Regions from separate parts of the Mus musculus genome. Here regions 2, 3 and 4 are each linked to region 1. A link is a loop called in an ENCODE intact Hi-C map of the cell type or tissue named here. Cell type or tissue: heart. All regions are shown on one strand.

Evidence for each region. A loop is a pair of places that touch in the nucleus more often than their neighbours do. Peaks named below come from ENCODE experiments on the same cell type or tissue, not always from the same donor. Only the 100,000 strongest peaks of a DNase experiment are listed, where the experiment ranks them.
Region 2: a loop joins it to region 1, with 4 times the contacts of the local background. A loop is called at or near these places in 7 of 42 quality-filtered maps.
Region 3: a loop joins it to region 1, with 4 times the contacts of the local background. A loop is called at or near these places in 15 of 42 quality-filtered maps.
Region 4: a loop joins it to region 1, with 2.9 times the contacts of the local background. A loop is called at or near these places in 6 of 42 quality-filtered maps.

What each region holds. Positions count from the first base shown.
Region 1 is chr15:38,293,535-38,301,534 of GRCm38, forward strand. It overlaps Klf10 (Kruppel-like factor 10), which reads right to left and starts at 7,177. Exons shown (of 4, transcript NM_013692.3): 1 at 7,025-7,177; 2 at 4,088-4,318; 3 at 3,081-3,993; 4 at 872-2,630. The coding sequence starts at 7,060. The coding sequence ends at 2,371. Gm35248 (a long non-coding RNA gene) reads left to right here and starts at 5,213. Exons shown (of 3, transcript XR_001781645.2): 1 at 5,213-5,287. In heart, CTCF peaks have their summits at 3,912 (motif pointing right), 5,641, 5,884 and 6,454; DNase peaks (open chromatin) are centred at 3,867, 5,777, 5,977, 7,367 and 1 weaker place; H3K4me3 peaks cover 3,192 bases; H3K27ac peaks cover 3,562 bases.
Region 2 is chr15:38,427,895-38,435,894 of GRCm38, forward strand. No RefSeq gene overlaps it. Among named protein-coding and RNA genes, the nearest start is that of G930009F23Rik, 24 kb to the right of the region's middle. In heart, a CTCF peak has its summit at 4,111 (motif pointing left); a DNase peak (open chromatin) is centred at 3,947.
Region 3 is chr15:38,624,097-38,632,096 of GRCm38, forward strand. No RefSeq gene overlaps it. Among named protein-coding and RNA genes, the nearest start is that of 1100001I12Rik, 20 kb to the right of the region's middle. In heart, a CTCF peak has its summit at 3,366 (motif pointing left); no DNase peak of the experiment used is centred here.
Region 4 is chr15:39,109,595-39,117,594 of GRCm38, forward strand. It overlaps Slc25a32 (solute carrier family 25, member 32), which reads right to left and starts at 3,122. Exons shown (of 7, transcript NM_172402.3): 1 at 2,754-3,122. The coding sequence starts at 2,907. It overlaps Dcaf13 (DDB1 and CUL4 associated factor 13), which reads left to right and starts at 3,280. Exons shown (of 11, transcript NM_198606.2): 1 at 3,280-3,457. The coding sequence starts at 3,388. In heart, no CTCF peak of the experiment used is centred here; a DNase peak (open chromatin) is centred at 3,187; H3K4me3 peaks cover 2,098 bases; H3K27ac peaks cover 1,342 bases.

The sequences.
Region 1 (8,000 bases):
TTTCTGAGTTCGAGGCCAGCCTGGTCTACAGAGTGAGTTCCAGGACAGCCAGGGCTACACAGAGAAACCCTGTCTCACAAACAAACAAACAAACAAACAAAAAAGAGAGAAACCCTGTCCTGAAAAACCAACAAAACAAAACAAAACAAAACAAGAAACCAAGGATCACACTGGGACAGCTGAGTAACAAAACCCTTATAACTTAAGAGAATGATATATGTCTCCACAAATCCATATCGACAGGAATAACTAAGGAGACTAAACTAGTCTTTCCTATAGAATCCCCAAAAATATACAACAAAAGAATTAGAATACCACAATAATTTGCCTCAAACAAGATTCATACAAGGATGGTAAAAATAACAAATCAAGAGGTTGGGGTAAGGAATCGTGGTGAATCCTAGCATTCCAGAGGCACAGAAGAATTGCGACCCCCTGGGCTATTTGAGTTCCAGGCTAGCCTGGGCTACAATAAGACTTTGTCTCAAAAAGTGAGCCAGGTGTTCAAGCAGGGGCCTTTGCAGATTTTCTCAAGAGCAGTGAGACTTTTGGGCCAACTAAAATAGTGACCTTATTAAAAGAAAAAAGTCATACCCTACTTACAACGCTCCTAAGTGACTAGCAAGTGTCTCTGCAGAGGTGGCCTGGCCTCTCACACTGCTTAAGGACCAGTTTATCTGTTATATCTAGAGTATCTCTTCCTGGTCTGAGTGAGTACAACTTGAACAAGTCCCTCCAGATGACAGGTCAGCCTTCTCTTGTTGGTCATAGCAGTTACATCATCTTAAAGCAATCTGGCCTCAGGTTCTGATCTGAATGAGGTCAGTATGAAGGTGAGATGGAGAATGGGTTTTAACACATACAACAGACTCACTGTGTATACCAAAGAAAAGTCTTTATTGTAAACAAGGTATAAAGTTCAACAAAAAATATTGTGCAAATTGTAACTCGTGATTTTTTATAATTTTTAAGAAAACTCTTCTTTCAAGGGTTCAAGTTTGCATGTCAGAAACCTCTGAGATATGGAAATAGTTTAAATGGGAAAGTGTGGTGAGGTTTTCACTGTGGATTTTGAATAATTTACCTTTGCGACCAAGTGTATCATCTGTCCACTTTACAACAGAAAAGAAATACTGTTAGCAAAAGTCATTGCTCTTGCGGGGGATACAGGTCAGCGATGAGAGCTCTTACAGAAGACATGCAAGGCCCTGGATTCGATGCCCCAAACTGCAGGTGTGATCACATCATGACACTTTAAAAAAGTCTCGGAGTTTCCCAGATGCCCAGACACTGTGGTGCTAAGAACATGACCACATTAACATCCTTTTCAAGGTAGAAGCGAATGTTCTAATAACAATTTTCCTACCTATCTACTCTGACATCCTGAAAAACTCCTATAAATAAAAAGACACTGTCCATCTGTAACGGTCATTAAACTTTCTAATTTGAAAAAAAAAAACAAAAAAACAAAAAAACCACAGTGTATGCTTGACGTTAAGTGTCCTTTGCTGATGACATAAAGCCAACTTTCTCAAGGAGTTATCTCAAATTCTTGACATCTCTTCTTTATAATACATATTTTCATCTCCAGATTTTTTTCTAAACAAAGTGCAGTGTATTTTAAGCCTACAGAAAACACATTGGTATACAATTTTCAAATCTACACAAAAAACTGCAAGCAAACTAAAATCTAAAGTAGAGTAAAATGCCTAAACTTTCAAAACAAAATGCCAAAGAAGAATTTTAGCTGCATTTCCAAGCAATTAAATTAATGAGGGTTCCAATCCTTTGGCTCCCCCACAGCAATGTACAGCTGTTCAACTTCAAATACCAACAATAGTGGAAAAATGAGTTTTAGATATACTTAGCTACATCCACGGATTTGACTGGAAAGACTAGGAATAAGAAACAAGATAACTCTAGGAGAAGATGACATCTCTGTGTAACACAAACTCATTTTCTAGCTCCATTTCTGTACCGTAATTTCCAGCCTCTATATTCTTGAAACCAATCCTTTGAAAGAATCACACTGCAAAGCTGGTCTCAAGTATAAATGGCAAAAACAAAGTCCCCAATGTGTATGTGATTCAAAACCTGTGCTGCGCTCACCTCAGCCGAAACTTTCCAGACTAAAATAAGGGAGGAATAAAAGGGTTCTCCTCTCTCTCTGTGGTAAGAACTGAGCCCTGTCCTCTGTGACCTGCCTGTGGCTGAAGCACTTCTTGTCATTTCACCCAGGCGGGGCCTCCCCCAGGCCAGGGCTTCTACTTTAGGCCCTTTTGGAGGGCCACAGCCTTGCAGAAGCACTTGACACCATCACTGGCTCCTGACTCTGACCAAAGTTTATTCTGCGTCTCCATCTTCTGGCCGTCACTGTGCGGAAGCAGGGGTCGGAGGCAGAGCAATGTCATTTAACTTGCTAACTTCCATTTGCCAGTTTGGCAGCTTCTTGGCTGATAGGTGGCGTCGGGCATGCTTGGTTAAATGGTCGCTCCTCATAAACCGACGGTCACACATGGGACAGGCAAACTTCTTCTCACCTGTGTGTGTCCGCCGGTGTCTGGACAGTTCATCGGAGCGAGCAAACCTCCTTTCACAGCCTTTCCAGCTGCAGCTGAAAGGTTTTTCCCCTGAAGCAAAGAAAGCCAGATGGTTACTATACATTGACGCACAGAGTTTAAAATTGAAAGCTGGTCAGTTCATAAATTATCAAAGCTTGGCGCCATGGTTCACACCTTTAATCCCAGCACTCTGGAGATAGAGGCAGAAAGAAATCTGAGTTCAAGATCAGCCTGGTCTACAGACTGAGTTCCAGGGTAGCCAGGGCTGCACAAAGAAACCCCGCCTGAATAAATAATGTAATAAATACATATATATCATGTATATATTACCAGATGTGCTGCTTCCTCTGCCTCCAATTCCCAAGTGCTGGGATTACAAGGGTGTGGCACCAGGCCTAGGGACAAACTGACTAATTTTAAAGACAATGAGTCATCTACCTCACCCTCCCTTGCATTTGTGTCCACAGTCTAACTCCACATACACACCCACTTCAAAGACAGAGCCCACTCGGTCAGTACCTGTGTGTGTCCTCACGTGGGCCTTCAGATGGGAACTTTTAAAGTAAGTCTTGCCACACCCTGGGTGGCTACAGATGTGACTTCTTACTCTGGACGAGTCAATCTGAGGAGTGACCCTTGCTGCTGAAGGAGAGAATCCAGGAGCAGGGGCAATGGGAGACAGTCTGGTGCCACTGGGGCTCACCACTGGAGGCCTTGGGCTCTGCACAACGGGCTGGGGTACCACAAACACGACGGTGCCCTCAGGCACCTGAGTGCCCATGAACAACACAGGTGAGCAGACAGCTGGTGGCTGGCTAGGAGGAGTGCTGGGGACAACTGTGCTAACAAGAGAGTTGTTGGCAGGAAGGGGAACCATCTGGCAGATGACAGGCAGGGGTGGCACTCCCCCAGTGGATACTGTAGGTGAAGACACCAGTACTGACTTCTGCACTGGGGACGAAGGAGCTGGCTGAGACCTACAAATTACTGTCTCTGAGGAAGGCACAGCAAAGTCATATAGTGCAGCGCCCGCCTTCTCATCACCATCGGACACTGTGCTGGGCTCAGGCTTGGATCTGTTTGGTGACACTGCAGCACAGGGTATGTTCTTTCGAGTAGCCTCAACATTTCCGTGGGTTCTTCTCCGGAAAGAATTGTCCTGATAGTTGAGGATGCTAGCTGCTTTCACGGGGCAGGACTGGTGGTTGCACAGTTGGGCATCAGCTGTGTGACGGATGACACTGGTGGCTTGAGCCTTAGGAAGAGGAGGGGCAGCTAAAGGATTCTTTTCCTCCTCTTTGAAAGGAGTGGCGCCTGGAGGCTTGGCAGCATCGGAGAAAGATTTGAAGTGGCCAGTAGATGGCGCTGATGCAGTCAGATTTGACCCTTGGGAGGGTTCGAAGTCAGAGGGGCTGTAAGGTGGCGTTAAACACTACAAATACAAACACAAGCAAGGAGAGGAATTAGAGGTCCATTATGTAAACTCTTAAAAAATGCTGTCACTTCTACCCACTGAAAATACTTACAAATGCTGGGACTGTCTGAAGGTCAGGCGTCCCTGGAAGCAAGCTGTCATCCTCGGAGGTATCAGACACTGGTGTGACAGGCCTGTTTTCAAGGTATTTCTTGAAATGAGACTTCCAGTCGCAGCTCATGGACATGAGCGCTTCCACCGCTTCAAAGTCACTCTGCTCAGCTTTGTCCCAGGGATGCATCCCCTCTCTGGGCTTTTCAGAAATTAGTTCCATTTTCCCCTCCTACAAAAACAAAAGTTGAAGCTAATCAGTTATCTGGTTATCCAAACCGCAGGAATGCCCAATGCTTGCTATTTTATTTCAAGGTTAAAGGCCACCTTATTACCAGTAAGGGAATTAAGACGAATGTCTTAAAATGTAATTTGACTTAAACTACTTCCAGGTTAAAGTGGTATCTAGTTACCTAAAGTCTGAAATTGGTAACTTCATCACATACGGTGGAGATTGAGTAAAATAAGTGGACACACACAAATACAGCCAGGCATGGTGGGATACATGTATAATCTCAGGAATGTGGAGGCCAAGAAGTTGGAAGTTGCATCTCAAAATGCAAAACACACAAAGCAACCAAAGAGGAAAAAAATATTTTATTTTGGTCAAGTCTCAATCTCTTAATATCTATGATTTTTATCAGATTTATTAAACACAATGCTTTTCTGTACCATAAGGGACCAGACAGGCATAAAATATGTTCTTGGGATATGCAAAAACAAACAAACAAAAAACCCCGAGTACAAGTTGGTTTTAATTTAATTAAAACATGATTTGATAACCGATCATGCTCTGTGTGCAACACCTTCGACCTAATGTCTCACATTAAAAGTTCCATGACCTGAATTTCAAAAGAATCACCAACCATCTCTACTTTCCTCTTAAAAAGAACTTCCAAATTCTTCTGGTTAAAGTAGAGGTTGCAAAAATTATGAAAAGCCTCATAAAGTGGGGGAGCCTGGAATATAAGGCTCCAGGCCAACTCTGGCTATATAACTAGTTCAGGGCCAGCCTGAACTCATAAAGACAAAGCAAAAACCTAATACATAAATAAAATGGCAATGATAATCTTAACGCTTTTCTAAAAATGCCTATCTTCCTGCTGAGTGTGGGAAAACAAGACACGGTTCTTGAAACATCACTAACAATGTAATTGCATAATCGTTCGCGCCTTTATGTAAGCTGCAATGGATGAAGACTGTAAGTGTAAAAAGCCTATAGTCACCAACTCAAAGAAAGAGGGGTGGGAAAAAAGGCAGCCAGGGGTGAAGAATGTGAGCCGGGAGGGGAAGCCGGGAGGGAGCGAAGAGCTGGTGCGAGGCAGGAAAGGGAAGCCGGGTGGAGGCAGAAGCGAGGCGGGGCGGGGCGGGGCGGGGCGCGGGAGGCCGGCGGGGGAGATCCTCGCTGGCGGGGACCGACCGATGGGGCCGCCCTAACCTCAATGAGGCTGGCGGGTGAGTCACCGGGAACACTGCCCGCCGCGCGCACGTCCCCGCGCCCCGCCCCTGCCATTGGCCGGCCGGCCCGCGGCCCGCGTCCGGATTGGCTGGGCGGGCAGGGTGGGGGCGCGAGGAGGAGGGGGCGAGGCATGTGAACAAAGCGTGATCAGCGACTGCTCCGGGCGGCGCAGGAAACGTGAACTGGGAATTGCCGCGCCGTCACCTTTCCCCTACTTCCTGAGCACGGGCCCCCGCCCCCGCTCGGCCGGGGAGGGGCCGCGGGCGCCGCCGCCAACCGCTCGCCAGTGCGCGCCGGGCGGCGCGAGGGCTGGGCGGTGTCGGCTCCCGAGTCGCCCGCCCCTTCCACCTCCTCCGAGCCGCGGTTCCCTTAGGAACCGACAGCAGGGCCGGGCCTCGTTCCCGCCCCTGGCGGAGGCCGGGGCTGGGTCACTCGGGGACGAGAAGCTCCCCGGGTGCACCCGTTCGCCGCCCATCCCTGGCCTCCGCCTCGGCTGCGGGAGGTGGGGCCGGGTCCCCGCGGAAGCCCGACCGCCGCCCTCCTCCTGCTCGCCGCCTCCGGGGAGCGGCCGGAGCCTGGGGCACTCCGCCCACTCGGCCCGCGGGACCTCAGCCTACCCGCATCTGCAGCATTCGTCCGACTGCTGTTTCCGGCAGCCTGAGCCCCCGCAAGCAGTCTCTGCAGGCTCCCAGACGTGCGGCGCCCACAGCACGGGCTCCAGGCGCGCGGCCCCACGGTTCCCGCCTCGACACGCGGCCCCCGCGTCTCGCGGTCCCGACTCCCCCGCCAAGCTGTCGGGCTCCAAGGCAGGACCCTGCCCCCTGCCAAGAGTAATCTATAGGCAGCCACCTGCCTCCGCCTCGGATGGGGAGTCCCCTCCCGACGTCTGCGGGGGCGCCGCGGCTCCCCTGGCGGCCGCAGAGTCCGCGTGCCTTCCATACCCCGCGCGAAGCCGGCCATCCCCTCCCCCAGCCCCGGGCTAGCCCAGCCCCGCGGTCTCCACCTGGCAGGGTTTCCCCCTCCCCCGAAGAGCAGGCGCCCTCCTCTCGGCTAGGCAGACCGTGAGTAGTCCTTGTCACCCCGGGTCGCATTCCTGGTGCAGACAGGGGCATCTCCCGCCAGAGCCAGGTGCAGGGCGCCCCCTCCATCTAAACCGCGCTTCCAGGGAGACAGCCCCTCCAGCTCACTCGTCTCCTGGGGTCTCCCTGAGAGTCCTCCTTGTCTCCTGGATACCCAGGATCGCTCTCCCCTGGTCCAGGTCCCAGGCTTCTTCCGACCCTTTTTTTTTTTTTTTTTTTTTTTTTTTTTTTTTGCACATGCCCTCGATGATATTCCAGCCTGCAGGGAGGAAATCCCTTGCAAGACCCCGCTGCAGCCTGGGTTCTCAGGCGTGGCTTATTTAGGGGCTCATGCTTCGCGCTCCGGCTGGCTCCCCTACACTGACCGGCAGGAAAGGACCAGCATCCTCAGGTAACTTACCGAAGCTTGCTGGAGAGAAGCGCCGAAGTTGAGCATGGTTGGCTGCCTGGCCGCAGGTCGCGAGCTGCCTGGCTGCTGGCTGCTTAGTTAGCCACAGACGGGAGCACTGAGACACTAGACGTCGACGCCACCGCGCTCCGCGCTGTCTGCCCCCCTCCCCGTGCAGGTAGCCGCTCTGCCTGCCCCGCGCCGCGGGCGGGGTAGAGGGCGGGGCCTAGTGTCGACCAATCAGCGGCAAAGGTGTGTGAGGCCTCAGCCAATGAGCTGGCAGAGCCACGCGTGATCAGCGGCTGCCCGGCTGCAAGAGGCTCTGTCAGTGGAGCGTGTACACAACCCGAGGCACCGTGTTCCCTCGGTCCAGCCCCGGGGAACTCCGGGGACCACCTGACTCCGTGACGCCCCTCGCCCAACCCTAGCCTTCAGTCCTCCGCCCATGCCCGGGGGCGGCGCCGGCGGCGGGGCATAGCTGGGAGGCGCGGTGGCGGCGACTAGGCTTTGCGGAGAGCCGGCCCCACGTGGGGGGTGGGAAGGGAAGCCCGCTCCGCCCAGTCCCCTTCGCGCCCACAGCGTCTGGGCCCGCCAGGGAGTGGGCGGGACCCCGAGCAGGAGGCGGAGGCGGAGGCTGCGAGCGCGGCTCCGAGCCACCAGACGTTCTTTGGCAGCGTGGTTCTCGTGGGTCTTGCGTGGAAGCAAGGGATGGATGAACCACTGAGCGGCATTTCTGAGCATTTGCCGGGTTTTGTCACTCTAAGCCGGAGGACTGGGGAGAACCAGGGCGAGATGGTGGCGGCGGGAGCCCTGTCACGGAACAGACACCTGCTCGCACTCACCGCCCACGCCCAAGGCGGCAGGCGCTGGCTCGTCCTCCCATCTGCAGCACAGGCACTAGCAGCAGGGCCCGCCTCTGCGCGTCCCTCCCGTCCTTCTGGGCGGTTGGAGTGGGGACTAAGGGAAGCCGGTACCAAAGAGCTAGTGG
Region 2 (8,000 bases), 130 kb after region 1:
TCCAAGACTTACAGTCACGTATTTAGAGTGAACAGGCTGGACATTTTCTACTTGCCTCTAGAACCACACTCACCCCAGGCACCCTGTGCCCTAGGAAGGCTGACCTGCACCAACGTGGTTCTTTTGCCTCCTGGTCTCCAGGCTGGGTTTGTAAATAGAGTCAGGGTAGAAAGGAGGGAGGGAAAGAGAGAGGGGGCAGGTACCAGTCTCCCATCTCTTTTCTAGCTGTCCCAAGTGAGTGACTGCAGCCCTCTACTGAGAAGTTCAACACCATGAGGATGTTCCTCTGCACAGCCCTCCCTGCTCCTGGGTCTGGCAGTGGTAGTGGAGCCTCATGGGTACTACATTGGACTTGTGTGTTTCCTTTATTCAACTCAAAATTTATAAATATGTTTTTTATTAAAGTTTCCCCAGTCCACATCTGGTATTGCTAGCAAGTGCCTTTAATCCCATTCACTCAGGAGGCAGGGGCAGGTGGACCTCTGAAGTGGAAATTTCTAGGTTATTTTTGAGACTCAGTTGTGTCATGTGATATTTTTTCTGAAAACTCTTATAAGAAGATGTTTTAGTGAGGTGGACACTTGAGAGAACACATGATATTTGGAAAGAATATAAGTAGAACCCAATAGACAGTGAAGGACACTCTTAGATTGGTTGGTCCTGCAATGTTTCACTGATCTTCAGGGGTCTTCACTGGTCTTCCTAGTCTTCACTTCTCGTGACTTCATGGACAGAAACATGTCAAAGAACTTCCTCCTGGTATTCTGGCTGCTTCTTGCCACTTCCTCGGACTTGTGCCAATTTGGTGGAGCCTGGCAGTTTCTTCTGGAACAAGCTGCTGGTACTGATTCATGTTTGGTGTTTGCTGATTGGACTGGACTGCCGCTATTGATTTGTGTTTGGAATTACCCCCAAAGAATGGTTTCTAAACAGGTTCACATTCCCCTTGTCCTACTAAACATCTTTCTTCCATAACTTTGGTGAGTAGGCTAGAAGGGAGGCTGAAGCATTTAAAAAGTCGTATTCAATTAGGTTTTGGGAAATCTAAGCCTACAGATCTTTATAAATGTGAGGCCAGCCTGGTCTATAGAGAGAGTTCCAGGATAGCTAGGGCTACACAGAGGAACCCTGTCTCAAAATTAAAAAACAAACAAACAAACAAACAAACAAAAACAAAACAAAACAAATCACCTAGCCTAAGTGTACCCTGGGTATAATGCATACTCACGGTTTGTGTTTGTTTTCTTTATGGGGCTGAAGATTAGACACAAGGTCATGTCCATGCTGTGCAAATGATGGATTTGCACTTCTAAAGAGTACTGTACTGTGCATGTTATTTTCTTACTGTTTCATGTATGTTTTTCCACATCAGCAAATACAAAATCAAGCTTGTTCATTTTAATATCTGCTTGTACCTACTAGAAAGCATGCATCCCAGACTGTATGATTGTTCATGATGGATATATAGGTGGTTGCCATTATTTGCCCCAGTGTAAATATTGACACCATGAATTCATATATACATGTAAGTCTGTCTGAACTGGGCTTCATTGGGACAATATTCCTAAGCATACCCAAAGGCTGAAGGGTGCTTCTGAAGTCACATCTCTCTGGGTATAAGTCCTATCTTCTCACTGGGTATGGTGGAGCACACACAAACCCCAGCATTTGGGAGGTGGACACAGGAGGATCAAGAGCTGGAAGTTGCCCTCAGCTACCTCAATGAATCTGAAGCCATTCTGGTCTACATGAGACCCTGCCTTTAAAGAAATATATATAGTCTCCTCTACCAAATGGCCATTGAATGCTGGTTTTACTTAATCCCCAACATCTCCCCCCATCACCTATCAGATATGACAGTACCTTCTCTAGGGCACTTGAGAGGGAGTAGTCAAAGAGCCAAAGATGGAGCCGTGTATATACCCTTCAGCTCCTCCAACTCTCTCAGGTTCAATTTCTCCACCTGTAGGAGTGTTACTTCCCTGGTTGAATGATTCTGAAGATGAACTCACCTAAGGTTACGAAACAATCCATGCATCGTGTTTAGCCCACGTGCCTGTCCCATAGCTGGAGCTCCACCAGATTCTGCCATTAGTGCTCATCGTCTCTATTGCGCTTCGTGTTTTATTACAGGTATTAGGATCATCATAACCTTTATAGAAGTTATATGTTATGTTGATTGTGGCTCTTAACAGCTGAAATTATTTGTTCAGAGTAATCTAGGTAGAAGAGCTCACTTAAATGGACCCTTTAGGCCTAGAAATGTACACAGCAACATGGTGTATTAATTTGTTCCTTGTTATTTTTTGTTGGGGAAATGAACCACAGCTCTTTCCTCAGCTGTAATGTGTGTCTGGGGGCTTATGGGTGAATGGATCTGTTGATGTTGGGGTTTTTTTGTTTTTTGTTTTTTGTTTTTTGTTTTTTTTTTGGTTTTGTTTTTGGTTTGGTTTGGTTTAGTTTTGGGTTTTTGAGACAGGGTTTCTTTATGTAGCCCTGGCTGTCCTGGAACCCTCTCTGTAGACCAGGCTAGCCTCAAACCCAGATCTGTTTGCCTCTGTCTCCCAGTGCTGGGATTAAAAGTGTAAGTCACCATGCCCAGCTGTTTTTTACCTATATTTTATATCTATATTTTTATTTTACTAATTTGTTTTTGAGACAGTGTTTCACTATATAGCCCTGGAAGTCACTATCTAGATCAGACTGTTCTTGAACTCACCGAGATCCACCTGCCTCTGAGTTTGAGTGCTGACATTAAAGGTGTGATCCCTGATATCAGGCCTTTATTTTTATTTATGTGGGTGTCTATGTCCATATAAGTCTATGCCAAGTATGTGCCAGTGCCTGTGAAGACCAGAAAAGGGTGTTATAGGAGGTTGTGTGTGGTTATAGGCGGTTGTGTGTGGCCCAAGGAGGATGGAACTAAACTCAAGTTCTCTGAAAGAGCAGAAACCACTCTTACCTGCTAAGCTATCCTTTCAACCCATTTTGATTTTTAAAAAAGATTTATTGAAGATATTTATTTTGTGTGTATGTATGCATGCATGTATCCACACACATGCATGTCACAGAGCACATGTGAAAGTCAGGTCTCTCCTTCTATCCTGTGAGTCAAGGGGATTGTACACAAATCAAATCATCAAGCTTTGTGGCAAGTGTCTTAACCACTGAGCCACATTGCTGGTCCAAGTCGTATTGCTGTGATGACTATTTCTATAAAGATGAACACTTGTGATTTTCACTTTCTTCTATCTGGCTCTTTGCTCCTCCCATAGACTCAGTCCTGTAAGGGCTAGCAGAGAGCATAAGGGAAAGGCTTCTGCCTATAATCCTTGAACCCTGAGAGTTATACATATTGGGTTGGAACTAATGTCATGGGGTGTTATGAATTGCCTTGTAAACCAGGCAGAGTATTTGTGGGGGGCTTCAAATAAGCCCATGAAGGGAGTCGTTGTTGCTGGAAAGATGCCTGTATTTCTCAGAGCTCATGCCTCCATCAGAGACTTATTAGTTTTGGTTGGTTGGTTTTAGGTTTTTGGTTTTTGGGGACAGAGTTTCTCTGTGTATCCCTGGCTGTCCTGGAACTTACTCTGTAGATGAGGCTGGCCTCAAACTCGTAGATCGGCCTGCCTCTGCTTCCTGCCTTCTGCCTCCTGAATGCTGGGATTAAAGGCCACCACTACCACCTGGCAAGACTTACTAGTTTTAACCACAGCTGCGACAATAAATCTAGAGACCTGCAAACATATTGCCTAACTTCGTCTGTCAGTACCCAGGCTGTCTGAAAACCTTTTGATAGAACTTGAATCTATTTAGGCCAGCTTCCCAGCCCAGGGTTCTGTCCAGACAGCATTCACCAGGAAGCAACAGGCATGAGAACGCAGTCTATTGCCCACTAGGGTAAAAGCCACTGGGCCAGATGTCTCACCACGTGGACCACAGAGTAGAGCAAGGCAAGGGGTGGGGCACTGTCCACCCCACCTTGTCCCTGGCACACAGGGGTGCCTGATCCACAAGTCTGTTTGCCCTGAGAAACTGGGACCAAGCCAAGGGATACTCAGCCAGCACAAACAGGTAACAAGATCCTGCCTGCTCTGCCATCCAGTGGTAGCAAGCTGCTTACCTTCTGGTTATAGTAGCTCCTAGGCTCTGGTGTGCATTAGCTCACCTGACAAGAAGGGAAGTGGGAATTGAGAGAGGCAGATTCCTAGGCTCATACTCAAAGTTCTGAGACTGTGGAAGGAACTCACTTCAGGAAGAAGCAAGAGTCGGTTCAGACCACAATCTATTGGCCAGATCCCCCAGTGGATGTCATTAAAATACAGCCATTAGAAGTCAGGTGAGATAGGCCTGCAGGTGCAACAGTGGTGTCAGAGAGGGGTGCCCAAACCAACTGGATTGATGCTCACTCCACAGGAGGGAAGGCATGTGTAGCGCTGTAAACTTGGCCAAAAGTCTGTGACTGGAGAGATCATAGCTCTAGTGGGAAGCTGCTGTTATTGGTGCTAAATGGACATGGGTCTGTCAGACAGCCTTCTAAATCACTCTATGTATGCACATAGACTAGTGCTGCTGGCTGCTTTGGTCAGAGAGATTTCACAGTGGTCAGCAGTGACCACAAAGGCTGGTGTCCAGTCATAAATGGGGTGTCTGTGTCATCCCTTCCAAAGCTTGAGCACCATCTCAGGAGAAAGACCGAGAAGCAGAGGAGGTGAGCGAGGTGTGGGGCATGGATCTCCAGACATGGCATGGCCACTGCATTTTCAAACTCATAGCTGTGATTTCCTGCACAAGACCTTTGTGAGTCTGGTCCACAAACACCCTGCAAAGGAAGGGAGAGGGGACCCACTGGTCCCTAAACGGTTGATGAGAGAAGAAGAAGTAGTGTCCTCAGTAGTGTGGAAGCCACTGGTCAAGTGTTTCTGTATTCATCAGTGGAGCACACATCCATGCATGCATGTATGCATGTCCCCCTGAAGCCATGCCCAAATAGCCATAGATCTGCAGCCTCAGGTCTTCACTTTCCGTGTTGGGAGAACGGCTGGCTGCTCTTCCCCAGCTTCAGTCCAGTGGCAACTGGTCTCCCATGTCTAGTTTCCTGTCTCCCCTGACCTATGTCATACCTACTGGAACAGAGCTTCCATGAGAGCAGGGCCCTTGCTGTGTTCTCTGCAGCCTACCAGCGATTGACATGGTGCCCAGCACACAAAATGATATTATTTTGTTCCCACTTAGTTAACTAACGCAGGTGAATATAATGGTTTTTTTATGGAGGAATGAAGCTTGGGAACATGGATTGCTCAGCAGGTACAGACAGGGCCCTTCCTGGATTGCAAGGATCCCAAGGATTGCAAACAATACCGAGAAGCAGTAGATGCTGGTGAGGGTGTGAGCAACTGAGACTGTATACTTTGTTCCTGGGATTAAATGCTTCAGGTGCTTTGGAAAACAGTGTGGCAATTTCTCAATACATTAAATGTAGAGTTATCACACGACACCCAGGAAATGCAGACCGTGAGGAATTAAAGTAGGCATGCAAGCAAAAATTGCACACTAAACAAAGTTTATGAAAGTGCTTAACACACAAGCCAGACAACCTGAGTCCAATCCGAGGAACTCACAGCAGGAGAGAACTGGCTCCTGAGAGCTGCCTCTGACTTCTCACCTCCTTACATGCACCACATGCCCTCACCCACACTTACACAAGTACATCACACACGTATTACAACAAAAAGTAAACAAATAATAAACGTATGCTGTAGCTGCCAGCAGCCACGGGTTACTGGGTTCCTGAAAGGAAAGCTGGGGTTTTGGATGGGAAAGGCTGAAAGAGAAATAACGAGCCAAGACAAGTTCTGATCAAGACCAATATTTACTTATGAGTCCCAGCTTATAAAGGGGAGGAACCCATCCCCCTCCACGCCAGGATCTCATTGCTTTGTCAGCATAGCTGTTTTGTCAGGATAGTGTCAGGAGAACAAGTTCAGCATCTCAGCAGATAGTGGTGTCTTGGAGGAAAGCTACAGATGTGGCAAGACAATAGACTTTACCTAAGTTTGAAGACTCCACCTTAGGTGGGCTAGCTGGCTGTGGCAAGAAGATCCTTCCTTTTTATTTATTAAAAATAGCTGGATTAGAGCATAAAATTTACTTATGCCTGGGAATTATGGTGGCTGGTGGCTGCGCCTGTCTTAGGACTGAATCTAATTGGACTTTTTCTGACCCATCTCGGTGCACACATGCAGCTTGTTTGTGTTTATTTGCACAAACACTGCATTTTAGTGTTTATTATGAACAAACACAGCCTATTGGCACATGCCTCTGTCTTAGGTTGAAATAAGCCATAGAGCAGTGGCCCATCTTTGGCTGCAGACCCTCATTGCACACCCTTTTCCCAATCAGACCAAAGCCACAATATGCACTCAATGCATTTCTTCATAGCCATGAATCACTGCCTCTGCGCTTAGCTGAAAGCCAGCCTGTATGGAGGTAACCGACCTGCTTGAAACACAAAGTCAAGGTTGAAAGCAACAGGATTAAGGTTGTCTGTGAGGAAGTTCCAGCCACTCAATTCAGTTGTAAATTAGCAATGATCAGGCCCAAGTCTGGCCTCCCAGAGTGGGGGAGGTGGCTTTGAGAATCAACAGAAAAACTGTTACTTCTCATGTAAATAGTGGAGGCTATGCTCCAAGTTAACTCTGCTGGCTGATAAAGATTTTTAGCTATCTTCATAATAGGAATCTCCAATATTGGATTTATTTCTAGACCAGTCCATGATTGAGTCAGAAAAACTGGTCACATTAAAGGAAAGAAAAGAGTCATTATAAATCCTCCTCTTGATTAATTTTTCTAAATCAGTTTCCACAGTCTCTATGTTCTCTGTCCCACAAGGTTTAAGAGCTTGAAGCAAGGCAGCTTAGCTTGTCTAATCTGGGACATAGGCAAGCAAAGGTGGGTCAAGAACATATACCCAATACAGCTTTCCTGTCACTGAAAGAACCTAGTGGGGAAACCCCCACTCAACTCCCGATTTGGCGTGCACCCAAAGAATCACGAACAGACCGTCTTGATGAAAATACACGAGGTAGTTTAATGGCGGAGCTCCAGGTTGAAACGTAATCTCCCGCAGGAGACAGTGGATTCAACCATGAGGCTTGAAAGCTAGGGGGTTTTATAGAAAAGGGTCTGGGTCTGGGGGAGGCGTGGTTTCACATGATTGGTCCATTTAAACATCAGCAGACTGTACATGCAGATCGAGGTAACAGCAGAGCATCTGGTTAACATTTAACTTAGGTCAGAAGGGCGGGAGATAGGGAGGCACCAGGCCAGTCCGGACATTCTTTATGTCTTCCCTATCTTTATGGCTAGTTGGTTCCTGGGATGACTTTACAGCCTTTGTTCTTTGCTCTAAGCCCAAAAAGCCCTCCTAACTAGCAAGCCGCATGAGACATGGACCTTGAATAAACTTTCTGTCTAGGGCTTTAAAGTCTTGAATTTAGTTTTCTTTCTTTCATCACCATTGTCAGGGCACTCAGCAAGCTCACAGGTCAGCATTATCCTTTTGTGTCAGTTTGTCACACCAATCACTCTGGCTGCTAGCAAGCTCCTCCAGCATTTTGTGGAAAAAACTCAAACATGTCCTCTTCCCCATATTAAATACCTGATCAGGATCATTCCATATACTTATAAGTGGATCCTTCCATCTCACCTAGGCATAAGTATGTCTAATTGTAGGATACTATAAGGCACTCAGCAAGGAGTTCTTTGGCATTCAAATTTTAAAAATTTTAAAATAAAAAGTATGATATAAAAATGTGTGCAGGGATATAATCCCCCCTTTTTGCTTTTAAGAAGATATTGTTTTTAAAGTTCCACAATACCTAAAGACAGTCCTTTAAAGGAACAGTATTTTTTCTTAACTTGAGTTGTATATGCATAGACAATTGCAATTTTGAGAATTAGCAGTGTCTAAAAAAGGAACAATTTCAAGCAATTGTAAG
Region 3 (8,000 bases), 330 kb after region 1:
ATGTAAGTACACTGTAGCTGTCTTCAAACACACCAGAAGAGGGCATCAGATCCCATTACAGATGGTTGTGAGCCATCAAGTGTTTGCGGGGAGTTAAACTCAGGACTTCTGGAACAGCAAGCAGCCAGTGCTCTTAACTGCTGAGCCATCTCTCCAGCCTGAGTTATTTATTTATTTATTTAAATTATATTTATTTTATATATGTGGGTGTTTTGTCTGCATGTACATATGTGTACCATGCATGTGCTTTGCATCCTTGATGGTCAGAAGAGTGAGTTAGATCCCTTGGAACTGAAACTTTGGATGGTTGTGGTCCTCTTCGAGAGCAACAAGTGCTCTTAACCATTAAGCCACCTCTCCAAAAATGTAGACCCTGCCTGGGTTTATATTTTTTTCATGTATATTGTTTCCAGTCCCTGCTTTAGTAGCCTCCAGCCTGGAACATAAGAAGCACAGAGTAAAAAGGTTTGTTTGTTTTGTTTTATTTTGCCTTTTCTTTTTCAAGACAGGGTTTCTCTGTGTAACAGCTCTGGCTGTCCTGGTTCTTGCTTTGTAGATGAGTCTGGCTTCGAACTCACAGAGATCCACCTGCCTCTGCCTCCTGACCTGGCTAAAATGTAGTCTTTTGTCTCAGTGGAGGAATTTCTGCACTTGTGTCATTGGTCCTGGCTCTCTTGTGCTCTCTGGTGTAATAAAGTTGAATGAATCAATGTCTACATAGCACCTGGGTAGTGCAGTGCTGTCTGCCTGTGTAAGACTTGTCAAGCACAGCCCCCGTGTCTCAGCAGAGTTCACAGCATGCTCATTCAGGGGTGGCCTGGCTTTCAGCATAAGCAACAAAGCATTCACCTCAGAGGATAACTTATATTTACTCATAGGGCTAGAAGTTAGCTTTAGAAACATCAGTACAGCGAACAGAAGCTGCAAGAAAACTTCAAAATAATTGGTTCCTTCTCAGCGTTAAACACTAGTTATCCTATGGTTCCTTGTAGTTAGAAAGAAAAGCAAACATTAACAGTGTATCTAGTCAGACACAATTGCAAAATGCAATCTTAAGGTGGGGTTGGAGAGATGGCTCAGTGTTTCAGAGCACTTCCTTCTTCCAGGCTTGGTTTAGTCAGACCCATATAACACCAGCTCCAGGGGATCCAGTGGCCTCTCGTGGCTTTTCAGGTACTGTACTCATGTATACAAACCCACATACAGACACACATTGTTATGAAATATAAACTCGGTAGCGGCATGGTTAGGTGGTACCTGCTGGGCCCATGCCAAAGTGTCCCTCTGAGAAATCACACAGTGTGACAGACATAGTATAAGGGAGGTTTATTGTGGGGGAAGGAAGGGGACCTGGAGGAGGGGTAGAAGACAGCCACGAGGGCAAAGAAACTGGTAATAGAGAAGGACAGAAAGAGAGAGAGAGATGGCAGTCAGGAATATGTGGAAGCAGAGAAAGAGAGAGAGTGAAAGCGAGGAGAGTGAGGGGAGGGGAGGGAGGTGAGGAAGAGGACTGGGGAGGCAAGCAGCCCTCGTATATGCTTTATTTCCAGCAGTGATGCATGCAGTTATGGTGATAGATGATGGCTCAAGCTACTGCTAGGTCGCTGTTAGGAGGATGCCAACACACATAATTAAAACTAAATCTTAAAAATTCAGTCTCTTTCTATATATACATACGTGGTGTTAGCTTTTCATCACTGTAGCACAAATCTGGGATAATTTGTTGAGAAAGAAAAGCTTGAGGGATGTGGTGCCACACACCTTAAATCCCAGGACTCTGGAGGCAGAGGCAGGCATGTCTCTGTGAGTTCCAGGCCAGCCTGCTCTACAAACAGAGTTCGAGGACAGCCAGGGCTACACAGAGAGACTCGGTCTCAAAGAGAGCGCTGGAAGGAAAAACAGCTTTACTTGTGTTTACTGTTTCATACATTTCAGTTCAAAATCAATTGGCTCTATTGCATACTTAAATACATATATATAAAACACCTCTGTCTGTCTGTCTGTCTGTCTGTCTGTCTGTATCAACACTTAAGAATATTGTCATATATGTGTATGTGCTACCAAACATTTATTTGGGATAAAGTAAGATCAAAAGTGTATTACCATTTTGTTCTTCCTCCTTCTCTTTCCTCCTTCTTCTTCCTTTTTGTTTGCTTTTAGGTAGGTTGGTGGGTTTTTTTTGGGGGGGAAGGGGAGGGGGGTCCACTATATAACCCTGGGTGGCCTGGAACTCAAACAAGCTGGCCTTTAACTGTCAGGGATCCACCTGCCTTTGGGATTAAAGATATTTTTACCTTTAATAATATAAAGATTACTAATTTGTATTCCTGACTTCTGGAATTAAAGATATTTTTGTTTGTTTCCAAAACAGGGTGCCTTGAAGTGAGACGGGCCTCTAGCTCAGTATGTGGTTCTCTGAATTTGCCTGTGTGGGATTTTATTGAGGTGAGAAGACTCACTCACAGTGGGTGACCCTCCATTCCCTGGAGGGGATCCCAGACTGTATAAGTGAAAAATTAAGCTAAACATAGGCATTAATCAATGTCTGCTTCCAGATTGTAGATTCAGTGTTGTCAGGTGCGAAGGAAACTCTTAATTCCCAATACCCCAGAAGGCGCAGAAATGAGCTCAGCCTGGACTACAGGAGGATTTCTGGCAGTTAGATAAAAGCTAGCGTTCCTTAGTTTCCTTGTGAAACTGGTTCCCATGTGCCAGAAGGTGTGGTCTCTGGCAGAAGGGACACATGGTGACAGTGGTGCCTATCACAGCCCATGCTGGCCTCCAGGCTCCCTCAGCATCACCAGTGCCTGTGATACATTTCCAAGTCCACACCAGCATCCTAGCCTTTCTGGCCTCCTCCCTCCCCTAAACTCCCTGAAGCTCACAGGCCCCCCTCCTTATAACCTGGCTACCCACTCTGTCCTCTCTTGTTCCACCTTACTCTCTCTTGTTCTCTTACTTTCCTTGGCTATATTCTCTATCTCCATCTCTTGCCATCTCCCATCTTCACTGTTCTCTCCCACTCTGCCACCCTGGCCATGTTCAGTCTTTCTCTCTCTCTCTCTCTCTCTCTCTCTCTCTCTCTCTCTCTCTCTCTCTCTCTCTCTCTCTCCTACAGAAAAGACCTTAACCATATCCTGGTTCTTTCCTGTACCCCTATCACCAACAGTTGTGACCAGCTGCTTCAAGCTCCTTCTCTGTGGATCTGTAGATTTCCCAACTTTGATGGGACTTGTGAACCATAATTAACCTTTTCTCTTGAAAATTGTTTTGCCAGAGCATTTATCAGAGCAACAGAAAAGTAACTGACATATCATCATTCCAAAGTTTTCCTCCCTATATTGCTGCGAAATATTGCCATCTTGTGGAAGTCATTAAATTCTCTGGATTTAGTGCATTCAGGTACACAATGAATGTGGTTCCCTTTGTGACCATGCTCTTACCCCTCTGTCTTACCAGCTTCCCACTACAACCCATTGTTGCAGGGTATGTGATCATTATACATAGAAAACTTAATTGTTAGCAAAATATAAAAGTTTAAATAGATATTGTGTAGTAAGATGTAGTTAGGCGTGTCCTGAAGAGATGCAGTTTGGGTGTGCCTCTGAAAGCCTCCATAGATAACAATGCTACAGACTGGAAAGCGCCTGCCTATTTTAAGCTATTTTAAGGCAAATGCTTAGGAGAGGGTTTGTGGTCTTTCTCCTATGACCTGAGGCAAAGTCAGCTGGATGCCTTTGAGCTACCCCATGTAAAGGTTTGGCCTACTGTGTTGGCTTGGGACCCCTACCACCATAATGGTGAGGCGACTTGGTTCAACCTACCAAGGGTCTAGGAGGAGCTAAAGACTTCTTTTATAGCAACTGGACCTCACTCCCTCTTTTGGCTTGGAAGAGCCTTTATGGAAGAAGCTCCAGGCAAGGGATGAAGATTCTCTCTGTGGGCCTGTAGGAACTACAGAGAAGCACATGGCAAGACACGGGTAAAACAGAACTCTAGGAAAGAGAGCTAAGGAGCTCTTCTAGCTTGGGAGAATCTCAAGAGAAAGGCAGACTAGCTCAGTAGGGGGACATACAAAGATGTTCCTAAAGCGCTAGCAGCTTAGTTGGAGAATCAGGCTGGTAAGTAGATACTTTGTATATAGTTCAGAAAATAAAGTTACCTTGCTGAGTTATCAGGTTTTTACCTCAGTTTATGCTTCCTGTGTCTTTACTGGTATAAATATTAGATAATTTAAATGGTTGCAATCCATCAGAGTAAGAGCTGTGTATTATGAAATATAATGTGGACCTTTGGCAGGCCCATGCCGAGGTGTGCCCTAGGAAATTAAGCCACACAGCAGATCTGGTCTAAAGGAGGTTTATTAGGGGAGGGGAGAAGAGTGAGGACCTGGGTAAAGGGTAGAGGGAGATGAGTGGGCATATAGACTGGCAGACAGATGAGAACAGAGCCATGAGGGCAGAGAAAAGGAGGGCACTGAGGGAAGGGTGCATGCCAAGAATGAGAGAGGGGATGCTGAGGACAGAGGCTGGCAGGAGATAGCATAAGCAATAGCTAGGTCCCTGGGGTACAGTATGACTACAAGCCATGAAAGCGGGGGAGGGGCTTCTGCCTCTCTTCAGGAGACTGGGTGTATACAGATCTAACATAGAGAAACACTTTCAAGTCTATACTTAAAAGACAACCAAAGGAAAGTTAAAATCTTGAACTTGTGATTGTGATAGTGGATTGTGTAGTGGAAGGCTTTACCCGAGTTAGACTAATTTATCAGAACTCTGTTGATTAATGTTAAAGCTCTGAACTTCAAGCTGGGCGGTGGTGGCCCACGCCTTTAATCCCAGCATTTGGGAGGCAGAGACAGGTGGATTTCTGAGTTTGAGGCCAGCCTGGTCTACAGAGTGAGTTCCAGGACAGCCAGGGCTACACAGAGAAACCCTGTCTGAAAAAAAAAAAAAAAGCTCTGAATTTCAAAGTCTTAATGCAAATAGTAGCATATGGGGTATGGGGGGGGGGGGAATCTGAAGCATTTTCATTCTGTTGATATACCTTAAATCACTTTCTTATCACTGTTTAAGCTTTCACTTGCATTTACCAACCTTAAAACACCTTCTCAGCCGGGTGGTGGTGGCACACGCCTTTAATCCTAGCACTTGGGAGGCAGAGGCAGGCAGATTTCTGAGTTTGAGGCCAGCCTGGTCTATAAAGTGAGCTCCAAGGCACCCAGGGCTATACAGAGAAACCCTGTCTTGAAAAACAAAACAAAACAAACAAACAAACCCAACCAAAAAAAAAAAAAAAACCCACCTTCTTAGTCCCTAAATCTTTTTCTTAGATCCTCACAGCCTAAGCTCTCATAGCCTCGGACCTTTATATAACTTTGCATCTTTTTTCCTATCTAACTATTCACCATAAGGTACAAGTGATTGATTATTGGGGACAGTCACTGTAATAGGAGTTCCTTTAGATAAATGTTGTAAAAGTTACATTTTTAAACTGTTTGCCTTTCAATATGAAGCCTGTGAGCAAAGCAAACCTGTTAGCATTTTAAACAAGAGACCTGGAAGTTTTAACTAACCAGTGAATTGGCTAATGAACTAATACAGTGGTGGATTACCTCGGGGTAAGGAGCTAGTTGCCTGCTGTTTTCCAGCTGTCAAGGTACAGTTAGCTTAGCTGTCAATGTGATCAGAGATCTGAGAAGGATAAGTTGTAATCTAAATAGCCTATGTATCAACTGAATGACAGACTAGTCCACCAGGCATTACCTAGACAGTTTTTCCAGGTTCCTGTGGTATCCATGACATCACAGGCAAAGGCAATCTTTGTCCATCAGGCCCAGAAGATGAACAGGCTTTTTCTGTGGAGGAAGAATATGGGAGGGATTAACCTCACCTTATCTTAGGCAATGGGGAGTGGGGGACAATCAACTCTCTGGTGTCCTGTTTGTCCACAGTTCAGGCTGGGCAATCTTTTCCAGAGGTTGGCATACCATAGTTTAGGATGAGACTTTTGTTGTTGTGTCTATTAGCTTCATGGAGACCTTATGGGGGTGGGGGAGGTCACTTTTAGTATTTGAGAATCTCTATCATAGTAAGTTTAAACATCTCCTCCTCCTCCTCCTCCTCCTCCTCCTCCTCCTCCTCCTCCTCCTCCTCCATCTCCTCCTTCTTCTCCTTTTTTTATTTTTTTGAGACAGGGTTTCTCTGTATAGCCCTGGCTGTCCTGGAACTCATCCTGTAGACCAGGCTGGCCTCAAACTCAGAAATCTGCCTGCCTCTGCCTCCCAAGTGCTGGGATTAAAGGTGTGCACCACCACTGCCCAGCTATGTTTTATCCCTATTAGGTTAAGATTCAAAACAACAGTTTAAAAATGGCTTGATTCTTGGTATTAAAGCAAAACCCTTTAACCATAAACACATTCCATAAAAAACTGGGAACTTCTCTGATCTTTATGTTGCGTATAATTACAGAACATAACAGTTTCCCGTAATTTAGTTCGTAAAAAGTCCAGCTGGGTGGTGGTGGCGCACACCTTTAATCCCAGCACTTGAGAGGCAGAGGCAGAGGCAGAGGCAGGCAGATTTCTGAGTTTGAGGTCAGCCTGGTCTACAAAGTGAGTTCCAGGACAGCCAGGGCTACACAGAGAAACCCTGTCTTGAAAAACAAAACAAAACAAAACAAAACAAAAAAAGGTCCTTAGCTTAATACCACTAGCAAAAACAAAGCTAAACATATTTTAAGCCAGCAATTTTTAACCTTTTTAATGTTGTAAACCTCTAAAATTTTTAAGTTTATAAGAGTGAAGACATAGAGAATAACCATAATTTTTAGAAGGCAAAAACAAGTTCTAACAGCATAAACAATTTAATGTCTCTAAAATTATTACTAAATGATTGCTATTATGTTACAAGGTTCTGCTGTCAGTAAAGTATGTTTTCATATATGAATGCCTGGAGCTTTAATACCTCATGAACCAAGCATTGTTTTAAATTCTATCTTTTATAAACCTGGTTAATACAGGTTTGTACATACAGGTGTGCATGACAGAAATCATACAAAAATCCTACCCCAATTGAAAAATATCATGGAGACTTGTTTCCATGGTCAGCTCATGGCATGTGTTGTTGCCCTTAGTCAAGATGGTGGTAAAGTCATGGCTTCCATCTTCTACAGCCCTAACAAAGATAGCAGACAGCCATGTGTGGTTTCTATCCAGAACAGAATCATGCCACATGGTCTAAGATTACCTAAGCACTGACTTTCAATTACTAACCACAAGTTATGAGTTTTGTTTTGTTTTTTTTTTTATTATATGTAAGTACACTGTAGCTGTCTTCAGACACTCCAGAAGAGGGTGTCAGGTCTCGTTACAGATGGTTGTGAGCCACCATGTGGTTGCTGGGATTTGAACTTGGGACCTTCGGAAGAGCAGTCGGGTGCTCTTACCCACTGAGCCACCTCACCAGCCCAAGTTATGAGTTTTAAGTTAACCTTTTGTTACAGATTTTACAGATTTTTAACCATATCCAATAATTTATAAGCCAATAATCCTGTTTTTGTCCCTGGACTTTAAAAACATGCCTGGGTCTGAAAAAGGGTGAACAATAACCTAACCCTACAATAAATATAAAATCAGACATATACCCATGTATAGATTTTTAATTATAAGCCCTTTATTATATAGGTTTAAAGCCAAATAATGTTGCAGTTACACAGATTTTAAACCACAGCAAAATGAGAAATTTATAAATCCTTAGATAAGTGATTATAGCATAATCTCAAGATATTATTTTTTTTCTTTTGGGAGCAGAGTGCAGATAAATCACAGATAAAATAATTTTTAGGAGTGGGGAAGTAGAACCTTAGGCGTAGAGCAGAGCAAGTTTCTGTATAAGATATTTGGGAGTCATCTGTCCATGGCAGTGATGATTGGGACATCAGGCGTACCGCTTTGTAATAAAACCTGTGTCCATGAAGGAACAGAGAATGTGTGTGCTTAG
Region 4 (8,000 bases), 820 kb after region 1:
TGTGTGTGTGATACTAGGTTTTGAGCTTATGACCTATGTGCCTAAGACCTACGGTAGCAGTCAATCACTGAGCTTATTCAATGCCCATTCCCAACCTCTTTCAATAGCATCTGCCTCAGCCGCTTTGTGTTTCATTGCAGAGGGTACCACTACTTTGCCAGGCCTAATTCTGCATCCCTGTAACTTTTCTTAGGACCAATTCACAGTGAGCACGGCCCTTCCCATATGAAGCTTAACGAATTCCTTCACCTTTCTCACATAACATTTTTACTTTTTTTTTTTTTAACTGTTAACACTGGAGCTCCAGTTTACTTAGGAGTCAATGAATTGTTTGGTTTTACAGCATATGCATTCAGGATTAGCCTTCCTCACCATTGCTAGACAGTAATTTTAATAAGTGGGCTTAATTATATGGAAGCACAAAATGTCGGCATTATTCAGTACTGATGCCTATTGATGACTGTATTGGTTTATGTCAGCTCAGCACAGCTAGAGTTATTTGGGAAGAGGAACCTCAGTTGAGAAAGTGCCTTCATCCAGATGGCCTGCAGGCAAGTTTAGAACATTTTCTTGACTACTAGTAGGGATGAGCCCAGCCCACAGTGTGGAGGTGGGGATGCCGCCCCCAATTCTACCCCCGCTGCAAGAAGTCTTAGTTACACAAGAAGCAGGTGAGCAAGCCATGAGGAGTAAGCCAGTAAGCAGCACTCCTCCAGTCTCTGCATCAGCTCCTCCTCCAGGCTGCTGCCTTGAGTTTCTGCCCTGACTTCCTTGGATGATGGATGAGAAAGCTATAAGGAATGAACCCTTTCCTTCCCAGGGTGCTTTCGTCATGGTGTGTTATCTCAGCAATAGAAACCCTAACTAAAACACCGACACAACCTTTCACTGTTCATCTTCCTCAGTTCTTCCTTTCGCCATTCAGTCAAACTGCCGGCTTTACCACTACACACGCTTGCTCTGCTGTGGGAAGGACTTCAACTAGGAGTTACTATCTACCCTTAATCCCTTATTCTGTAACTAACCACTTTATCTACCCTACAAGTTTCCAATACTCTTCTCACGCTAAGGTAATGAATCTTCTCAGGTACCAAGAACTGCCTTTCCTCAAACTAGTCAGCTCTGTAGCACTGTCCAAATCCCAACCTGGCCAACCCTCAGTTTCAGCGCCTCATCTTCTGCTCCTAGAGAAAGCTGTGTCAGAGGGACACCAAGCCACAGACCTTCATCTCAAGAAGTCCAAGACTATCTATTCACATTCAAGTCACTGTTAGCAGGGACTTAGAGGTGCTACGGGGAGAGGGTAAGTGCAGGGTAGTTTCAGAGTGAAAGTGCTGAACCCAAACCTCAGATTGCTATTTACCATCTTGTGACTTGGACAACTTACTCAACCCCTACCATTATCAGCTTCATAAAGGTCATAATAAATGCCTATTATACATTCAATCAAAGTTAGTTATCAATGTTTGCAACTATTATAACAATTATTTATAGTTGCATATCAAACTCCATGGAATTATTTCTCTGCGGTGTCTTTTCTAGAATACACTCCACAGGTACCACACATTCTCCACCACGGAATGTCTTGTCTCCTCTAGCTGTCAAAATATTAATCCTGTTGAGGACTTTAATATGGAACCTTTACAGATACATACAAGCCACCTATGTTTATTTTTTTAATATTTACTTTATCATTTCATATTTCATATGTGCCCCTGGGTGGGTATGTGCATGTGCTGGCAGAGTCCAGAGATGTTAGGTTTCCTTGAAGCCAGAATTATAGACAGTTGGGAGCCACCTGCTCAAAGTGGGTGCTGAGAACTCAATGTGGGTCCTGTGGAAAGGCTAAGTCATCTCTCCAGCCCCAGCTTTCCTTATATAGTCTTTTTATATAGCCTATTTGTGCTCTTATTTTGTATTTGAATTTATTCTACTTAGCAACTGATTTCATGTTGTGTAGAATCCTTTTATATATCTTAGGGTAATTACATTTTTAAGTTTCCTAACGATAAGAAACTGTTGGTACTTCTTAGTTCGACTCCACTGTTCAACATTAAGACACATACATCAAGTAAATCGAATAAAATTAGAATGCTCTACTAAATCCATCTCTAAAGATTTGATTTTCTGGAAAAATTTAGTTTGTAATAAATGAAATAACAGAAATGGTTTCTAAATAGTTACCAAGGCTCACCTATGTAATGCAACTTGGTATTAATTCCTAAAATGCCGTGCTAATTTCCATATACTTAATTCACACTTTAATACAGTTATTTAGAGTGTAGAAGCTCCTCCTTCCTTCACCAGACAATGCATATTTTTAAATACTGCAAACTAAAGAAACTTTAGTGAATATTTTAATCCCAAACTATGACCTTACTCTCCGAAGGTGACAAAGCACCGGCTCACACACTTGTACTTTCGTCTGACTTTATACAGCCAAACACGTGGCTGCCCTAAGACTTCAAATTACCCCAAAGAGTGAATGACTCGTGAACATGAGGGTCAAATGTGACAACCTCCTTTCTCTCAAACTTCACCCACTTTCCCTATCCTTTATGGTTAGGAGACACAGGGAAAGCCGGGGTCCCCTTCCTAAATCCTAGCTCCAGGTAACGCAGGGTGCACAGCATCATCTTAGGGGCTCTCCCCCTTGTAGTAGAGTCTGGGGAGACTAATGTCTCTTCTGCGTGTAAGTGCTTCGCTGGGGCTGGCAGCAAGGGAAGCCGCCCGGGACGTGGGCAGGCTCTTACCAGCGAAGCGGATCTTCACGAGGTCGAGCGGGTGCAGCGCCAGGTTGGACAAGACCCCGCCACTCACGCCAGCCACCAGGTTCTCGTACCGGACGTGGCGGAACACCGCGCTCCACGCCGCCGACCCGGCAGCCGACTGGCCCTGGCCTGTCATGGGCTCCGGGTTCGTCGACACTACGGCGTCCAGCGCCGCCGACGTGGGGCGTGATGTAGTGGCCGCCACCGTGGCGACTGTCGCGGCCCGGGGCCTGGAACCGCAGGACGCGAGCCCACTTCCGGGACCGGAGCCCGGGACGCTGCTGCAGGCAAGTCACACCCGCGGCAAAGCGGGGAGTAGGAGAAACCTCAGAGCGGAGCTTGCTTAGCCCCGCCCAGCAGGCCTGGCCCCGCCCACAGCTGCGCGCGCTCGCCCTCGGGTCAAGACGCGAGCGACAGCTGAAGGACCGCCCCCTCCAGCTCCTAGCCGGAGAGACTACGGAACGCCGCGAGGTCCAGCTGAGCCATCCGGCTGCCACTCTGCGGAGCCACGTGACAGGAAGCCCGCGGAAGGCGGAAGTAGTGTGTCTGCGTGCTGGCCCCGGTAAGTCGAGCCCGGTTTAAAGGCTCGTGGAGTCCGACACCCAGAGCCGCCAAGATGAAGGTGAAAATGCTGAGCCGAAACCCTGACAACTATGTCCGCGAAACCAAGCTGGACATACAAAGAGGTGAGAGGAACTGGAACAGAGGAAGGGGCCTCCTCCCGGATTCTTTGGGTCTGGCCAGCTTTCGAGCAGTAAAAGGGGCGGGAGGCCAGCGCTCTGGTCTCGGTTTCCCTCTCCGCCTAGGCGGCTGCGTCCACACGGGGCTGGTGAGGATCAGAACTGCAGATGGCACATACCTCTACGTCCTTTGTGAGAATTTTCCTCTAGTGGGAAGTAGTTACGTATACACGCCTTTAATCCCAGCACTTGGGAGGCAGAGGCAGGCGGATTTCTGAGTTCAAGGCCAGCCTGGTCTACAGAGTGAGTTCCAGGACAGCCGGGGCTACAGAGAGAAACCCTGTCTGCGTTACTAAAGGTTCTCTCTCCTCCCCCTAGCATTGCTAACGTGTGGTATATGGCCCCCCCCCCCAGCTCCCAAGGTGTTTTACATGGTAATAATTTCTTTTCTTTTTTTTTTTTTTGGTAATATTTCTTAAATGAAAAGTAGATTTGTCCCCAGAGTTTGACGTTAATTATTTTGAATCTTTGAACCTCATTACTTTTTTTTTTCTTCCACTTTCACCAAACAGTGCATTGCTGGATGGAGCTGTCATGGTTTATAGTGCTTGGCCCAGGGAGTGGCCTTGTTGGAGTAGGTGTGTCACTGTGGGTGAGAGCTTTAATACCCTAGTCCTAGCTGCCTAGCAGAAAGTATTCTCCTAGCAGCCTTCAGATGAAGCTGTAGAACAACTCTCAGCTCCTCCTGCACCATGCCTGCCTAGATTTTACCATGTTCTCACCTTGATGATAATGGACTGAACCTCTGAACCTGTAAGCCAGCCCCAACTAAATGTTGTCCTTATAAGAGTTGCCTTGGTCGTGGTGTCTGCTCACAGCAGTAAAACCCTAACTAAGACAGTGGCTTACGTTACCCTTGCCAATGTGGGTGCATTTCAGGCTTTGTCTTGGAGCTATACTTATGTACGTATCTTTACATACTTATCCCTACAAGTGCCCTCCATCCTGCGCATCAGTGTCCTCTTCTGTGTTTTCAGTACACATTGTTTGGATTTGTCAGTGCTTATCACATTATCTCATGGTTCATGCTGATTAGCAGGCTTTCCTATCAGCTTGAAAAGAGAGGAAAGAATCCTATTCCTATATGCAGTGTTTAGACAATAACTCACATAAATAGCTACTTTGTAAGTATCGGAATGAATGAATGAATGGGTGACAGCTGGGACACAGAATCTTATGCTAGGAGATACAACTCTACTTTATAGTAACATCTTTTTTCAACAGTATCTCCCTATTTTTATTTATTTATTTATTTGTGTTGTTTTGTTTTTGTTTTTTCGTTTTTCTCGAGACAGGGTTTCTCTGTATAGCCCTGGCTGTCCTGGAACTCACTTTGTAGACCAAGCTGGCCTCGGAACTCAGAAATCCACCTGCCTCCGCCTCCCAAGTGCTGGGACTAAAGGCGTGCGCCGCCACCACCACCCGGCTATTTTTATTTTTATAATAGAAATATAATAGCAAAACAGAAAATAAAATTTTTGGAGTGCTTTAAAATATAAAGCAAGAAACACATCTGTTATATTTTATTTAGTGTTATTTCCTTGTAAGTTTTCTGCAGGATTTAAATTCTGGGTAAGTACTGGTGAAGCTTTATTGTTGAAATATCCTCGATAGTTCTGATGTGTCTAGTTAATGTGTAAGAGCACCTTACACAAATATATGTGGTTTTATATGAGTTTTAAGCTATCATACCCAGCGCTTATGATGTATGGCAGGTGCTGCACTAGTGTTAGTTGCTTCTGTGTGACTAGATGAGGGAAGTTGGAAGTGGATACAGCGATTATGATTTAGAAGATAAAATGAATATTTTCAAGGGGTGTGAGGTTTGGGTAGATGTGGGTGAAGGTTAAGTCCTGCTAGAAAGGCTGCTGCATAGGAGGAAATGCAAGGTGGGTTAGGTGACAGGGAGTGAAGGTGCTTGAGCTGAGCTCCAGGAAGTACCCGAAGCTGATGAGACAGCGAGACTGAATTATAGAAGACCATAAGGGGGCTTGAACTTAGTTCTCTACCTCTACAAGTAGGTGTTTAGATGCTACATTACAATACAGGGATACAGTTAGAACATCAGTGTGGATTTTCTATCTTTAAAAACAAACAAACAAACAACCCAACTGAACCAAGCTTGGTGGTTCAAGCCTTTAATTCCAGTACTCCAGAGACAGAGGCAGACAGATCTCTGAGTTCCAGCCTAGCCTGGTCTACATAGTGAGTTCCAGGCCAGCCAGGGATACATAGTGGACCCTGTTTACAGACAAACATGGCCCTCTAATACCTGTTTATGTGATATCTAATGAACTTACAGCCTCATTTCAGCCGTATGTTGTGTTTCCGGGGAAGAATAGTGTTGACAAGGGGGGACTGGCTTCTGCCTTTAGAATAGTGTAGTATATTACAGCCTACATCTGTTGTGTGGTATAGTGATTTATAGAAGGAAAGGTAAGATTGTAAAAACATTTGTTGTAGCAGAAGTACCTTGACTTAATTATGGCAAAGTTCTAAGAATGACCTAACTATGAATTGTTTCTGAAATTGTTAAGCTTTTCTGTAGTTATGAATATTAAATAGCATGCTTTCTCTTTTGACTTTTAAAAGAAAATAAAGTATATAATCTATTCCAAGTTCTTTTCCCCCTTTTATTTGTTTTTGAGACAGGTGTGTTTTTGTTTTTTATTCTTTAATCTTTTTTTACAGTCCAGACTTCATCCCCCTCCCAGCCCACCCTCCAACATCCCACACCCTGCCTCCTCTGCAAGAGGATGTCGCTGCTCCACCCCAACCCCATCAGACCTCCCTACTCCCTGGGGCCCAAGCCTCTGCAGTGTTAGGTGCATCTTCTCTGACTGAGTCCAGACCCAGCAGTCCTCTGCTCTATATGTGTTGGGGGCCTCATATCGCTAGTGTATGCTGCCTGGTTGGTGGCTCAGTGTCTGAGAGATCTCAGGGGTCCAGGTTAGTTGATACTGCTGGTTTTCTTATGGGGTCGCCCTCCTCAGCTCCTTCCAGCTTTTCCCTAATTCAAACACAGGGGTCACCAACTTCTGTCCATTGGTTGGGTGTAAATATCTGCATGTGACTCTTTCAGCTGTTTGTTGGGGCTTTTGGAGAGCAATCATGATAGGCCCTTGTTTGTAAGCACACCATAGCATCAGTAATAGTGTCAGGCCTTGGGGCTTCCCCCTGAGCTGGATCTCAATTTGGGCCTGTCACTGGACCTCCTTTTCCTCAGGCTTTTCTCCATTTTTCTTCCTGTAGTTCTTTTAGGCAGGAGCAATTCTGGGTAGGAGTTTTTGACTGTGGGATGGCAACCCCATCCCTCAACTTGATGCCCTGTCTTTTTACTGGAGGTAGACTTTCTCCATCATAGTTCCCTCTCTCCATCATAGGGCATTTCGTCTAAGGTCCCTCCCTTTGAGTCCTGAGAATCTCTCACCTCCCAGGTCTCTGGTACATTCTAGAGGGTCCTCCCACCCCTTACCTCCCTAGGTTGCCTGTTTCCATTCTTTCTGCTGGCCCTCAGAGCTTCAGTCCTCTGTCTAGACTGGAATTTTCTGTATGGACCACTGGCCTTAAGCTTCTACAAATGCACCTGCCTCTGCCTCAAGAGCACTGGGATTAAAGGTTTGTAGCACCAGTGCAGCTTTTCCAAGTCCATTTTAATGATAAGTGAGGAAATTGCTTTAAAAAAAAACAAAAAACTGTGCTGTTCAGAGATTCTTTTGAAAATCCATGCTTGGAAATGTGTTTTCTAGTTAAAAACTCTTGTACTGAACATGTTGTTTATTAATGATGATGTAGTTTGTCTACAAGAAAATTTTTGGAAACAGCATGACCTACCTTCTTTTAATTATTAAAGTATCAGTTGGAGAAACAGCTGTTGATATCACAGGAGATCAAACATTTCTAAACACACTTTAAAAATAGCTTTTGCAAACCTGATGGAAATGACCGAAAAGTAAATGTACTAAATAAATATTGCCAGCTCAAGAGCTGTTGATGTCAGTGTGAACAGCTTTCCTATCCCCGGATCTGCTTAGTTTTGCCAGGTGTAGTCAGTTCTCACTTTGTTCAGCACTATATGAACTAAACCAGTGAGAGGGTCACCATGACTGCAGTCACCTGTACACCACAGAAAACCATGCCAGCAAGACCTCAGTTGCTGTCTGCCAGCATCCCATTAACATAGCACTACGCGGAAATCAGTGAAGCTTTCTCCACTAAAACCAGATGTTAAGACACATTTCTCCAAATGTGTTGAATTTTTCTTTCAGGGGGCTTAATTGGAAACAAAGTTTTGATGAAAACCAAGCATCTTTAATACATGCTTGTACTAAATACATCAGTTCAAAAACCATGTTACAGAGCCAGGCGTGGTGGCGCACGCCTTTAATCCCAGCACTTGGGAGGCAGAGGCAGGTGGATTTCTGAGTTCGAGGCCAGCCTGGTCTACAGAGTGAGTTCCAGGACAGCCAGGGCTACACAGAGAAACCCT